Regions from separate parts of the Homo sapiens genome. Here region 1 is linked to region 2. Evidence: read pairs that join two places in POLR2A ChIA-PET (ENCODE). Cell type or tissue: GM12878. All regions are shown on one strand. Links, peaks and the distances in the headings refer to the core of each region. The heading gives the core; the rest is flanking DNA.

Region 1 (6,685 bases), core at 799-5,798, 94 kb before region 2:
CCAGCACTTCGGGAGGCCAGGCATTCGAGACCAACCTGACTAACATGGCAAAACCCCACCTCTACTAAAAAAAAAAAAATACAAAAAATTAGCTGGGCGTGGTGGCATGCACTTGTAATCCCAGCTAAATGGGAGGCTGAGGCAGGAGAATCGCTTGAACCCTGGAGGTGGAGGTTGCAGTGGGCCGAGATCGCGCCACTGCACTCCAGCCTGGGCGACAGAGCAAGACTCTGTCTCAAAAAAAAAAAAAAATACCTGAGCCTGGGTAATTTATAAAGAAATGATGTTTATTTAGCTCATGGCTCTGCAGGCTGGGAAGTCTGAGAAGCATGGTGTCAGCATCTGCTGGGTTTCTGGTGAGGGCCTTGTGCTAGGTCAAAACGTGGCAGAGAAGGTCAAAGGGGAAGCAGACGTGGGGAAAGAGAGAAACCTGAGGGGCATCCTGGCTTTATAACAAGCCACTTGTGTGGGAACTAATCCTGTCCTGCCAGAGTGAGAACTCACTATCCCGAAAACGGCACCAAGCCATTCATGAGCAATCCGCCCCCATGACTCAAAACACCTCCCACGAGGCCCCACCTCCCAACACCACCACTTTGGGAATCAAATTTCAATGTGAGTTTTGGTGGGGACAAACAAACCATAAAAACCATAGCACATAGTGGCTGTCCTGACACTACCAGAGTCTGTATCCATGCACTGCTCTCCATCTCCACAACTATTGCACTAATCCAAGCCATTGTCATCACTCATGTCAACTACTGCCCTTTTGGATGATCTACCTGCATCGACTCATGTTCCCTGCCAATCTATTCTCTACACTGAAGCCACAATGGTCTTCCCACACTGTAAGTCTGATCATGTCCTTCCTGTGCTTTAAACTCTTCAATGATTTCCCTTTGCACCTAGAATAAAGACCAAAATTCTTGACCCACTTAACTGTCCCTGTATGTCCTGGCCCCTGCCTACCTCTCTTACCTCTCCCTTACTCTCTGTACTCTAAGTACACTGCACTGCTTTCAAATGCCTCACCTACCACAGGATCTTTGCACATGCTGTCCTCGCTATGGAATGCTTCCATCTCTGCTTCACCTGTTGACTCCAACTCTTCTCTCAGTCATCACCTCAATCATCATTTCTTCCTGGAAGCCTTCCCTGATGGCTCCAGTTCCCCTACTTTTTTTTTTTTTTTTTTTTTTGATACAGACTCTCACTGTGTTGCCCAGGCCGGAGTGCAGTGACGCAATCTCAGCTCACTGCAATCTCTGCTTCCTGAGTTCAAGCGATTCTCCTCCCTTAGCCTCCCAAGTAGCTGGGATTACAAGCGCCCACCATCACACCCGGCTAATTTTTGTATTTTTAGTAGAGATGGGGTTTCATCATGTTGGCCAGGTTGGTCTTGAACTCCTGACCTCAGGTGATCCACCTGCCTCAGCCTCCCAAAGTGCTGGGATTACAGGCGTGAGCCACCACACCCGACGGCCCCTATTTTATGCTCTCGGAGCTCTTTCTACTTTTCCTTCACGGCCCTTATCACAGTTGCAGTTTCACCTTTATTTATTGTATCGTTTGATTATTGTCTGTGTCTCTCCTTAGGTCATAAGCCCCATAAGAACAATATCTGTGGCCATTTTGTTGAACGTTGTATCTCTGATGCCTAAGACACCATTTGGCACATAGCAGATCCTGAATTATATTTGTTAAAGAAATGAATTAACCTCAGGGACGATTTTAAATGCTAATTAAAGCAACAATGATCTATCCTATTGTGCTCATAGATTGGCAAAGATTAAAAAGATTGAAAATACTTAGCCTGGGCAAGCGTTGAAGAAAATGAGCACTCCCATACGCCGGGTGGTGGGTGTGTAGGCCAATTGGACCTTCATATGTTCACATTGTTTGACCCTGCAATTCCACCTATGAGACTTTGTTCCAAGAAAACGATCACTCGTGCATAATGATATACACAGGAAGATGTTTAGTGAAGCACCATTTGTAATAAGAGAAAGTTGGAAACAACCTAAATCTTCAACAATAGGATATGGCATGGCATAGTGGCTCACACTTGTAATCCCAGCAGTTTGGGAGACTGAGGTAGGAGAATCCCATGAGGCCAGGAGTTTGAGACCAGCCTGGCCAACACAGCGAGACTCCATCTCTACAAAATAATTTTTTTTTTGAGATGGAGTCTCCTCTGTCTCCTCCCAGGCTGGAGTGCAGTGGTGCAATCTTGGCTCACTGCAACCTCTGCCTCCCAAGTTCAAGCGATTCTGTTGCCTCAGCCTCCAGAGTAGCTGGGACTACAGGCATGTGCCACTACGCCCGGGTAAGTTTTATATTTTTAGTAGAGAAGAGGTTTCACCACAGTGGTCAGGCTGCTCTCGAACTCCTGACCTTGTGATCTGCCTGCCTCGGCCTTCCAAAGTGCTGAGATTACAGGCGTGAGCCACTGTGCCTGGCCAAAAGAATTTATTTTTATTTACTTATTTATTTATTTATTTATTTTTGTGGAGATGAGGCCTACTATGTTGCCCAGGCTGGTCTCAAACTCTCTTAAGCTCAAGTGATCCTCATGCCTCAGCCTTCCAAAGTGCTGGGATTACAGGTATGAGCCGCTGTGCCTGGCCTACACATTTTTTTTTTAATTAGCTGGGGCTGAGCTCGGTGGCTCAGGACTGTAATCCCAGCACTTTGGGAGGCCAAGGAGAGTGGATCATCTAAAGTCAGAAGTTCGAGACCAGCCTGGCCAACATGGTGAAACCCTGTCTCTACTAAAACTACAAAAATTAGCCGGACATGCTGGTGGGTGTCTGTAATCCCAGCTACTCAGGAGGCTGAGGCAGGAGAATCACTTGAATTCGAGAGGCAGAGGTTGCAGTGAGCCGAGATGAGGCCACTGCACTTCAGCCTAGGAGACAGATCAAAACACTGTGTCAAAAAAAAAAAAAAATTAGCTGGGCATGGTGGCATGTGCCTGTAGTTGTAGCTCCTCAGGAGGCTGAAGCAGGAGGATCTCTTGAGCCCAGGAGTTCAAGGCTGCAGTGAGTGCCACTGCACTCCAGCCTGAGTGGCAGAAAAAGACCTTGTCTCAAAAAATAAAAATAAAAAATAAAAAATTAGGATATTAGTTGTATTAGGCCATTCTTGTGTTGCTATAAAGAAATACCTGGAACTGGGTAATTTATATAAAAAAAAAGAGGTCTTATTGGCTCACAATTCTGCAGGCTGTACAGGAAGTGTGGCACTGGCATCTGCTAGGCTTTGGGAAAGCTTTAGGGAGCATTTTAACTCGTGGAAAAAGGCAAAGTGGGAGCAGGTGTCTCACATGGCGGGAGCAGGAGTGAGGAAATAGAAAGGGCAGGGGAAGGTGCCACACTTTACAACAACCAGATCTTGTGAGAACTCACTATCACGAGGACAGCACCAAGCCATGAAGGGATCCACCCCATAACCCAAATACCCCACCAGGCCCCACCTCCAACATTGGGGATTAAAATTCAACATAAGATTTGGGTGGGGACAAATTTCCAAATTATTTCATTAATTAAATAAATCAGGGTAGGGCGTGGTGGCTCACGCCTGTAATCCCAGCACTTTGGGAGGCCGAGGCAGGCGGATCATGAGGTCTGGAGTTCAAGACCATCCTGGCCAACATGGTGAAACCCTGTCTCTACTAAAAATACAAAAAATGAGCCAGACGTGGTGGCATGCACCTGTAGTCCCAGCTGCTCGGGAGGCTAAGGCAGGAGAATCCCTTGAACCTTGGAGGCGGAGGTTGTTGCAGTGAGCCGAGATCACACCACTGCACTCCAGCCTGGTGACAGCGCGAGACTGCATCTCAATAAATAAATAAATAAATAAATAAATCGTGGTGCATTCATACAATAGAATACTGTGTGGCCTTTAAAAATGATAATGTAAATTGTATTTATTGATGTGATTAGATGTTCATGATAGAATCTTTAGTAAAAATAGGCAGTTACTAAAAAGTATGATGGGGCCAGGCGCAGTGTCTCACGCCAGTAATCCCAGCATTTTCAGAGGCCAAGGCGGGCAGATCACCTGAGGTCAAGAGTTCGAAACCAGAGCTGGCCAACATGGTGAAACCCTGTCTCTAATAAAAATACAAAAATTAGCCAGGTGTGATGGTGGGTGCCTGTAATCCCAGTTACTCAGGAGGCTGAGGCAGGAGACTCGCTTGAACCCAGGAGGGGGAGGTTGCAGTGAGCCAAGATCGCACCACTACACTCCAGCCTGGCAACAGAGCAAGACTCCATCTCAAAAAAAAAAAAAAAAATTTTTTTAAAGTATGATAGTAAGATACTAGGTCTTCTATTTTAATAGTATGTAATATTGATATATAAATGCATAAAAAAACTGCAAGGATAAATACAAAGCTATTTACTATGAGTTGTTTTGGAGGTCCTTAATATTTTACTCTACATGATTCTATATCATCTTAAAATTTTGCGAGGCCATGGTGATACACACCTGTAATCCCAGCTGCTTGGGAAGCTATGGTGGGAGGATTGCTTGAGCCCAGGAGTTCGAAACCAGTCTGGGCAACAATAGCAAGACCCACCCCCCTCTTAATTAAAATATTTTTTAAAGTATTTTATGAAGATGTACTCATAAGCTGGGCGCAGCGGCTCACGCCTGGAATCCCAGCAGTTTGGGAGGCTGAGGCAGGCAGATCACCTGAGGTCAGAAGTTCGAGACCAGCCTGACCAACATGGAGAAACCCTGTCTCTACTAAAAATACAAAAAATTAGCCCGGTGTGGTGGAGCATGCCTGTAATCCTAGCTACTCAGGAGGCTGAGGCAGGAGAATCCCTTGAACCCAGGAGGCGGGGGTTGTGGTGAGCCGAGATCGCGCCATTGCACTCCAGCCTGGGCAACAAGAGCAAAACTCCGTCTCAAAAAAAAAAAAAAAGAAAGAAAGAAAGAAAATGTACTCAGGTATCATTGCATAATTGAAGAAGTTTTAAATCAAAAAAAGGAAAAGATAGAATACCAATAGTAAATATGTGTATATGACCATACGTATATGTGCTGTAGGTAAATATACATATAAGAAGGATCAGCCAGGCACGGTGGCTCACACCTGTAATCCCAGCACTTTGGGAGGCCAAGGCAGGTGGATCATCTGAGGTCAGGAGTTCGAGACCAGCCTGGCCAACATGGTGAAACCCCATCTCTACTAAAAATACAAAAAATAGCCAGGTGTGGTGACACATGCCTGTAATCCCAGCTACTAGGGGGTGCTGAGGCAGGAGAATTGCTTGAACCCGGGAGGCGGAGGTTGCAGTGAGCTGAGATTGCGCCACTGCACTCCAGCCTGGGCAACAGAGCGAGACTTGTCTCAAAAAAAAAAAAAAAAAGCATCTGGCCAGGAGCAGTGGCTCACCCCTGTAATCCCAGCACTTTGAGAGGCCGAGTCAGGCGGATCACTTGAGGCCAGGAGTTGAAGACCAGCCTGGCCAACATGGTGAGACTTCGTGTCTACTAAAAATACAAAAGAAACTAGCCAAGCATGGTGGTACGTGCCTGTAGTCCCAGCTACTCTGGAGGCTGAGGCAGGAGAATCACTTGAACCCGGGAAGCAGAGGTTGCAGTTACCTGAGATCACACCACAGCATGCCAGCCTGGGTGACAGCAAGATCCTGTCTCAAAACAAAACAAAACAAAACAAAAACAAACAAAAAAAAACAACTAATATGAAGCTCTTAACAGTAGTTGTTCTGGATTGGAGGATTATGGATGATCTTTATGCTCCCTTTTTGCCTGTCTATATTTTCTATAATTAGCATATATTACTTTTGTAATAAGAGAATGTAATCAAGTATATTTCATTTTGAGAAAACATTACAGTGAGAAATAAAGGCCAGGAGAGAAGGACTACTCATGCTGGCTAGCCAGCCCATTATCTCTCAGTAAAGCACACCTACGTGGGAGGCCACATTTTAATCAAGAAGTTGCTTAGTGACCACAGAACCAGAGCAAAGTGCCTAGCTGGATGGCTCTAATGTCGAAAGACAGCAAGCAATGATAGCCTGATGTATCATCTCCACTGCAGTGCTAACCTGCCTGCCCTGAATGCAGACTTTAAAACACCCCAACACACCTAAAGCACCAAGAACCTGCCCTAAGATTGTTTGATCGCATTGCCCTGGATCTTCCTTGCTTGTGTATGACTTACATTCGCCTGACTGTGTCTCTGGCTGACAATAAACTCTCAGCTTCATAGCCTAGCTTTGCATCCGTTTGTGGTCTGGTGTCTGACTCTTTGTTTTAGCATTTGCCCTTGGTCTCCTTGAGGCTTAATTTGCAGCTTCTCTCTAATGAATTTCAGTTTGGACTTGCTCCTTGACTCATCCTGCTAAGCTCCTCTAGTTGCAGGAGCCCGGGTAGGGGCCCTGCCTCTCCTTGTTCCACTGCTGGGCAGGGGTAGGACGTGGGGATTCAGACTTACACCTGACAAGGCTAACTTCAGACACATTTTTTCTTTAGCTTATAACTTTCAGTTAACTTACGATCAATTCTTTTTTTTTTTTTTTTAAGACGGAGTCTCGCTCTGTCACCCAGGCTGCAGTGCAGTGGCGCAATCTCGGCTCACTGCAAGCTCCGCCTCCCGGGTTCACGCCATTCCCAGTAGCTGGGACTACAGGCGCCCACCACCGCGCCC
Region 2 (6,685 bases), core at 723-5,722:
TATAAGCCTGGTACAACTTATTTTTCTTAGAGACATGGTCTCATTTTGTCACTCAGGCTGAAGTGCAAATGGCAAGATTGCAGCTCACAACAGCCTTGACATTCCAGACTCCAGCCATCCTCCCACCTCAGCTTCCTAGTAGCTGGAATTGCAGGCACGCTCTACCACACTGGGCTAAGTTTTAAAATTTTTAATAGAGATGGGGTCTCCCTATGTTATCCGGGCTGGCTTTGAACTCCTGAAGTTAAATGATTCTGCCACCTTGGCCTCCCAAATGCTAGGATTGCCTGCATAGACGAAGTTTCGCTCTGGTTGTCCAGGTTGGAGTGCAGTAGTGCAATCTCGGCTCACTGTAACCTCTGCCTCCCGGGTTCAAGCGATTCTCCTGCCTTAGTCTGCTGAGTAGCTGGGACTACAGGTGCACACCACCAAGCCCGGCTAATTTTTGTATTTTTAGTAGAGACGGGGTTTCACCACGTAGGCCAGGTTCATCTCCAACTGCTGACCTCAAGTGATCCACCTGCCTCGGCCTCCCAAAGTGCTGGGATTACAGGCATGAGCCACCATGCCTGGCCTATAGTTATTAAGGACATGAAATTATGCTTTATGAGGAAGTGGTCCTCACCCCCCTTGCCTGCAACACAAGAAAGGAGAGCAAGGGAGCAAAGTAGAAGAAAGGTGGCACTGGGGAAAGGATATCAATTCAAGACTGATGGTAAAAATTGCTTAGCAGGAGTGAAGGCTCTCCTGTGGTTTCACCAATTGATCTGCTTGAGGGATTTTCTCCAGCGACACTTGCAGCTTAGGGGCAAGAGGCTCCCACAACACCCTGTGCTACCGCGACCCTTCTGACATTGTGCATCATGATCTGATTATTGCTATTTGCCTCTTGCCAACACTGAAACATGAGTTCCACGTGCACAAGGACTTATTTGAATCCCTGACCCCAGGGCCTGGCACACAGTCAGTGATTGGTACATGTTTGCTAAATGAATGAGCAAATGGAAGAAATTGAAGAGGGTGGGGTGGGGATGGGTGATTTATCCAGAGCTGGACAGGCCAGGCAAGTAGAACAGAAGAGGGAGGTGCTGACATGAAAACAGGCTAGACAAAGAGGCAAGGATGTCAACTCATGCCTGGGGGTTCAGGAGTGTTGCTTCTCCTAAGGCCAACTCCTCTAACCTCTACCTTGGCTTCCATTTTCACCTGCCTTTGCAGGAAGCCTACAGTATTCGTTGTCTCTTTCTCTTGAGTATTCATCCTTGTAGAGCTTACCTTTTGGCTTCTAAACTTACTTACTTTCTCATATTTAAAATAAAGCTTCATTAACACCATTAACCTATGTATCTCCATTTCTTTCACAGCTATATTAATTGGTTTTCACACTAGTAGAAAAAATACCCAAGGCTGGGTAATATATAAAGAGAAGAGGTTTAATTATTTTATTTTATTTTTATTTATTTATAAAATAAATAAAATATGTGACGTAGTCTCGCTCTTGTCGCCCAGGCTGGAGTGCAATGGTGCGATCTCGGCTGACCACACTTCTGCCCTTCAGGTTTAGGCGCTTCTCCTGCCTCAGCCTCCTGAGTAGCTAGAATTACAGGCGGGCATAAGCACACCCAGCTAATTTTTGTATTTTTAGTAGAGATGGGTTTCGCCATGTTTGCCTGGCTGGTCTGGAACTCCTGACCTCAGGTGATCCACCGGCCTTGGTATCCCAAAGCTGGGATTACAGGGGTGAGCCACCAAGCCCAGCCGAAGAGGTTTAATTGACTCACAGTTCCACATGGCTGGGGGAGCCTCAGGAAACTTACAATCATGGCAGAAGGGGAAGTGGACACATGCTACATGGCAGCAGACTAGAGGTGAAGTGCGAGCATAGGAAAAACTGCCTTGTTTAAAACCATCAGATCTTGTGAGGCTTACTCACTATCACAAGATCAGCATGTGTGAGACTGCCCCAATAATCCAATCACCTCCTACCAAGCTCCTCCCTTGACACATGAGGATTACAGTTTAAGATGAGATTTGGGTGCGGGAACAGAGCTCAATCATATCAACAGTCATATGAGAAGTCTTCAAAAAGTCCATGGAAAATGTGTATTATCAAGAAACTATGCATGGATTGCAAAATCTTTTGGCATCAAAATAAACTGGTACTAACTCGTTAAAAAATATCTCGACAGGATCTAGTTTGAGGCATTAAAAAGGAGAAAGCATCAGTGTGAAAAGAGCTCCTATCAGCGAAAAATGGATTCTGCTAAAATTGAAGGAAGAACAAACATAAAATTTAAGATGAAGCTTGGGTGGAAGAACGGTAAAATCACTGATGCTTTACCAAAAGTTTATGGGGACAATGCCCCTAAAGAGATCAGCAGTTTACAAATGGATAACTTGTAAGAAAGGACAAAATGATGTTGAAGATGAAGCCTGCAGCAGCAGGTCATCCACATCAATATGCAAGGGAAAAAATTAGGCCAGGCGCAGTGGCTCACACCTGTAATCCCAGCACTTTGGGAGGCCGAGGCGGGTGGATCACAAGGTCAGGGGTTCAAGACCAGCCTGGCCAACATAGTGAAACCCCGTCTCTACTAAAAATACAAAAATTAGTTGGGTATGGTGGCATGAGCCTGTGGTCCCAGCTACTCAGGAGGCCGAGGCAGGAGAATCGCTTGAACCCAGGAGGCGGAGGTTGTGGTGAGCTGAGATCATGCCACTGCACTCCAACCTGGGCAACAGAATGAGACTCCGTCTTAAAAAACAACAACAACAAAAATCCTCTTCGTGCTTTAACTGAAAAGCATCGGCTGGGTGTGGTGGCTCACCCCTGTAATTCCAGCACTCTGGGAGGCCAAGGCGGGCGGGTCATCTGACCAACCTGGCCCACGTGGTGAAACCCTGTCTCTAATAAAAATACAAAAATTAACTGGGTGCGGTGGCAGGTGTCTGTAATTCCAACTACTTGGGAGGCTGAGGCAGGAGAATCATTGAACCCGGGAGGCAGAGGTTGCAGTGAGCCAAGATTGTGCCACTGGCCTCCAGCCTTCGTGAGAGACTAAGACCAACTATTAATGGCAGAAACAACAGCCATCACCATAGACATCACAATTGGTTCAGCTTACACAATTCTGACTGAAAAATTAAAAGTTGAGCAAACTTTCCACTTGATGGGTGCCAAAACCAGATCAGCTGCAGACAAGAACAGAGATTTCAACGGAAATTTTAAACAAGTGAGATCTATTACGTTGCTGCATATTAATTGTGGTTTATGCCATGGAATGTCAAAAGCCGCAATTACGTTGGCACCAACCAATAGATCATGAAGCATCTATTGGGAAAGTGTAACGGGAGGTGATACGTGGCTTTCCCAGTATGACTCTGAAGACAAAGCAATATCAAAGCAATGACTCTGAAGAGGTGGAAGAGATCCAGTCAAAGCAAAACTGGACTGGCCAAGAGCAAAGGTCATGGCAATAGTTTTTTGAGCTGCTTGAGCAACTCTCCTTATTGACTTTCTGGAGGGCCGAAGAATAGTAACACCAGCTTTTTTTTTTTTTTTTTTGAGACCAAATCTCACTCTGTCACCCAGGCTGGACTGCAGTGGTGCAATCTCGGCTCACTGCAACCTCTGCCTCCCAGGTTCAAGCTGTTCTCCTGCCTCAGCCTCCTGAGTAGCTGGGATTACAGGCACGCACCACCACGCCTGGCTAATTTTTGTATTTTTAGTAGAAACGAGGTTTCACCATGTTGGTCAGGCTTGTCTCGAACTGCTGACCTCGTGATCCTCCCATCTCGGCCTCCCAGAGTGCTGGGATTACAGGCATGAGCCACCGTGCCCGGCCAACACCTGCTTATTATAAGAGTGTTTTGAGAAGGCCAAAGCTTTAGCAGCAAAATGCCCAGGAAAGCTTCACCAGAGAGTCCTTTTCTACCACGGTAATGCTTCTGCTCGTGCCTCTCATCAAACAAGGGCAATTTTGAGAGTTTCAATGGGAAACCATTAGGCATCCACCTTACAGTCGGGATTTAGCTTCTTCTGTCACTTTTTTGTTTCCTAATTTTAAAAAGTCTGTAAAGGGCAACCATTTCTCTTCAGTTAATAATGTAAAAAAGATTTCATTGATGTGGTTAAATTCCAAGGACCTCCACTTCTTAGGGGATGGATGAAATGACTAGTATGTAATTGTTGTGAGCAAGAGACATACATACATACATAAATGGCTAGTTATCATTGCTTATGAAAGTGTCTTGACCTTGGTGGATCTTACGATGAGAAGTTTATATTTTTTTCTTTTATTTCTATTTTCCACAAACTTTTCTTTTCTATTTTTCCTTTTTTTTTTTTTTTTTTTTGAGATGGAGTCTGGCTCTGTCGCCCAGGCAGGAGTGCAGTGGCACGACCTTGGCTCACTGCAATCTCCGCCTCTTGGGTTCAAACGATTCTCTAGCCTCAGCCTCCCGACTAACTGGGATTACAGGAGCCCGCCACTGTGCCTGGCTAATTTTTGTATTTTTAGTAGAGACTGGGTTTCACCATGTTGGCCAGGTTTGTCTTGAATCCCTAACCTCAGGTGAAGTGCCCGCCTTGGCCTCCCAAAGTGCTGGGACTACAGGCATGTGCCACCTCAATCCCCTGCCTTTTTGTTGTGGGGAGGATGGAGTCTCCCTCTGTCGCTCAGGCAGGAGTGCAGTGGTGAGATCTAGGCTCACTACAACCTCTGCCTCCCGAGTTGAAGTGATTCTCCTGTCTGAGCCTCCTGAGAAGTTTGGACTACAGGTGTGCTCCACCAAGCCCGGCCAAATTTTTTTTTTGTATTTTTTGGTAGAGATGGGGTTTTACCATGTTGGCCAGGCTGGTCTCAAACTCCTGACCTCAGGTGATCCACCTACCTCAGCCTCCCAAAGTGCTGGGATTACAGGCATGTGCCACCAAGCCCGGCCTTTTTTTGGGTGTGGTGGTGAGGGGGGCAGATGGAGTCTAACTCTGTTGCTCAGGCAGGAGTGCAGGATTGAGATCTCTGCTCACTGGAACCTCTGCCACTCAAGTTCAAGTGATTCTCCTGCCTGAGCCTCCCGAGGAGTTTGGACTACAGGTGCGCTCCACCAAGCCTGGCCAATTTTTTTTTTTTTGTATTTTTTGGTAGAGATGGAGTTTCACCATGTTGGCCAGGCTGGTCTCGAACTCCTGACCTCAGGTGATCCAACCGCCTCAGCCTCCCAAAGTGCTGGGATTACAGGCATGAGCCACTGCCCCTGGCTTCTGTTCTTTTAAAAATCCATATAAAGCTGGACACGGTGGCTCATGCGTATAATCCCAGCACTTTTCGAGGCTACAGTGGACAGATTGTTTGAGCCCAGGCATCTGGCAAACAGATGCCATGTTAGGAAGGGCTGGCAGGATGAATGAAAATCAGGCAAAAGCTCAAGGATGTTGTCTAAACATTTTGTTCTTATGGGACCAGAACAGTTGATGTAGTTTTGAAATTTGTCCCCACCCAAATCTCATGGAAATATAATCCCCAGTGTTGTAGGTGGGGCCTGGTGGGGTATTGGGGTTATGGGGCGGATCCCTCATGGCTTGGTGCTGTCCTCTCCATAGTGAGTTCTTACAGATCAGGTTGTTGTAAAGTGTGGCACCTCCTTCCCACACTCACTCTCTTGCTCACTCTGTGATGTGACATGCCTGCTCCTGCTTCACTTTCCGCCATGAGTAAAAGGTCCCTGAGGCCTCCCAGAAGCTGAGCAATGTCAGATGCCATGCTTGTACAGCCTGCAGAACTGTGAACCAGTTAAACCTCTTTTCTTATAAACTACCCAGTCTCAGGCATTTATTTATAGCAATGCAAGAACGGCCTAATACAGGAGTGAACCATGAACTGATCTTTCTCTGGTGGACAAAACAAAGGCAATGCCTGTGAAGGCAGAAACTAACATTATTCATCTGCTTTTGATACTTCCAAGAGGCTAATACAGTATAAAAAATTTAATTTCTCAAAACTCACAGCTGGCTGGGCGTGGTGGCTCACGCCTGTAATCCCAGCACTTTGGGAGGCTGAGGCCGGTGGATCACGAGGTCAGGAGTTCAAGACCAGCCTGGCCAAGATGGTGAGACCCCCATCTCTACTAAAAATACAAAAAATTAACCAGGCGCGGTGGCAGGTGCCTGTAGTCCCAGCTACTCAGGAGGCTGAGGAAGGAGAATAATTTGAACCCGGAGGGTGGAGGTTGCAGTGAGCCGAGATTGTGCCACTGCACTCCAGCCTGGGTGACAGAGTGAAACTCTGTCTCAAAAAAAAAACAAAAAAAACAAAAAAAACCTCACAGCTGTTTACTAAAGTTACTCACCACACTTAGCTTCATACTTGACTGCTGTTACTATGTATTGACATCAGAACAAAACAAACTGAAACTAAAAGTTGATATGTAACAACAACAGACATTGGTGCAGTTTCCTTCCTGGAGAGGGTAGGCACCAGATCATGAGACCTGAGATAAAACAAACTAGATTGTCAAGAATCCAACAAGGACTACATTTTACCTCTTAATAGAAAAAATGCTGGAGACAAAACGAGATGTTTAAAAATATTCTTCATGCTAAGCTTATGTAAGCAAATAAAAAAACAAAAGTAACCCTAAAATGTTAGGACATTGGATACAGAAGTAACATGACTATTTAAATGTT

Evidence for each region. Peaks named below come from ENCODE experiments on the same cell type or tissue, not always from the same donor. Only the 100,000 strongest peaks of a DNase experiment are listed, where the experiment ranks them.
Region 1: POLR2A ChIA-PET joins it to region 2 with 10 read pairs; 2 of 35 experiments call an interaction of 5 or more read pairs at or near these places.

What each region holds. Positions count from the first base shown.
Region 1 is chrX:119,721,087-119,727,771 of GRCh38, forward strand. No RefSeq gene overlaps it. Among named protein-coding and RNA genes, the nearest start is that of SEPTIN6, 31 kb to the left of the region's middle. In GM12878, for the core only: no CTCF peak of the experiment used is centred there; no DNase peak of the experiment used is centred there.
Region 2 is chrX:119,815,507-119,822,191 of GRCh38, forward strand. It overlaps a transcript of UPF3B not described here and the pseudogene LOC100422368. Among named protein-coding and RNA genes, the nearest start is that of RPL39, 27 kb to the left of the region's middle. In GM12878, for the core only: no CTCF peak of the experiment used is centred there; a DNase peak (open chromatin) is centred at 3,409; H3K27me3 peaks cover 138 bases.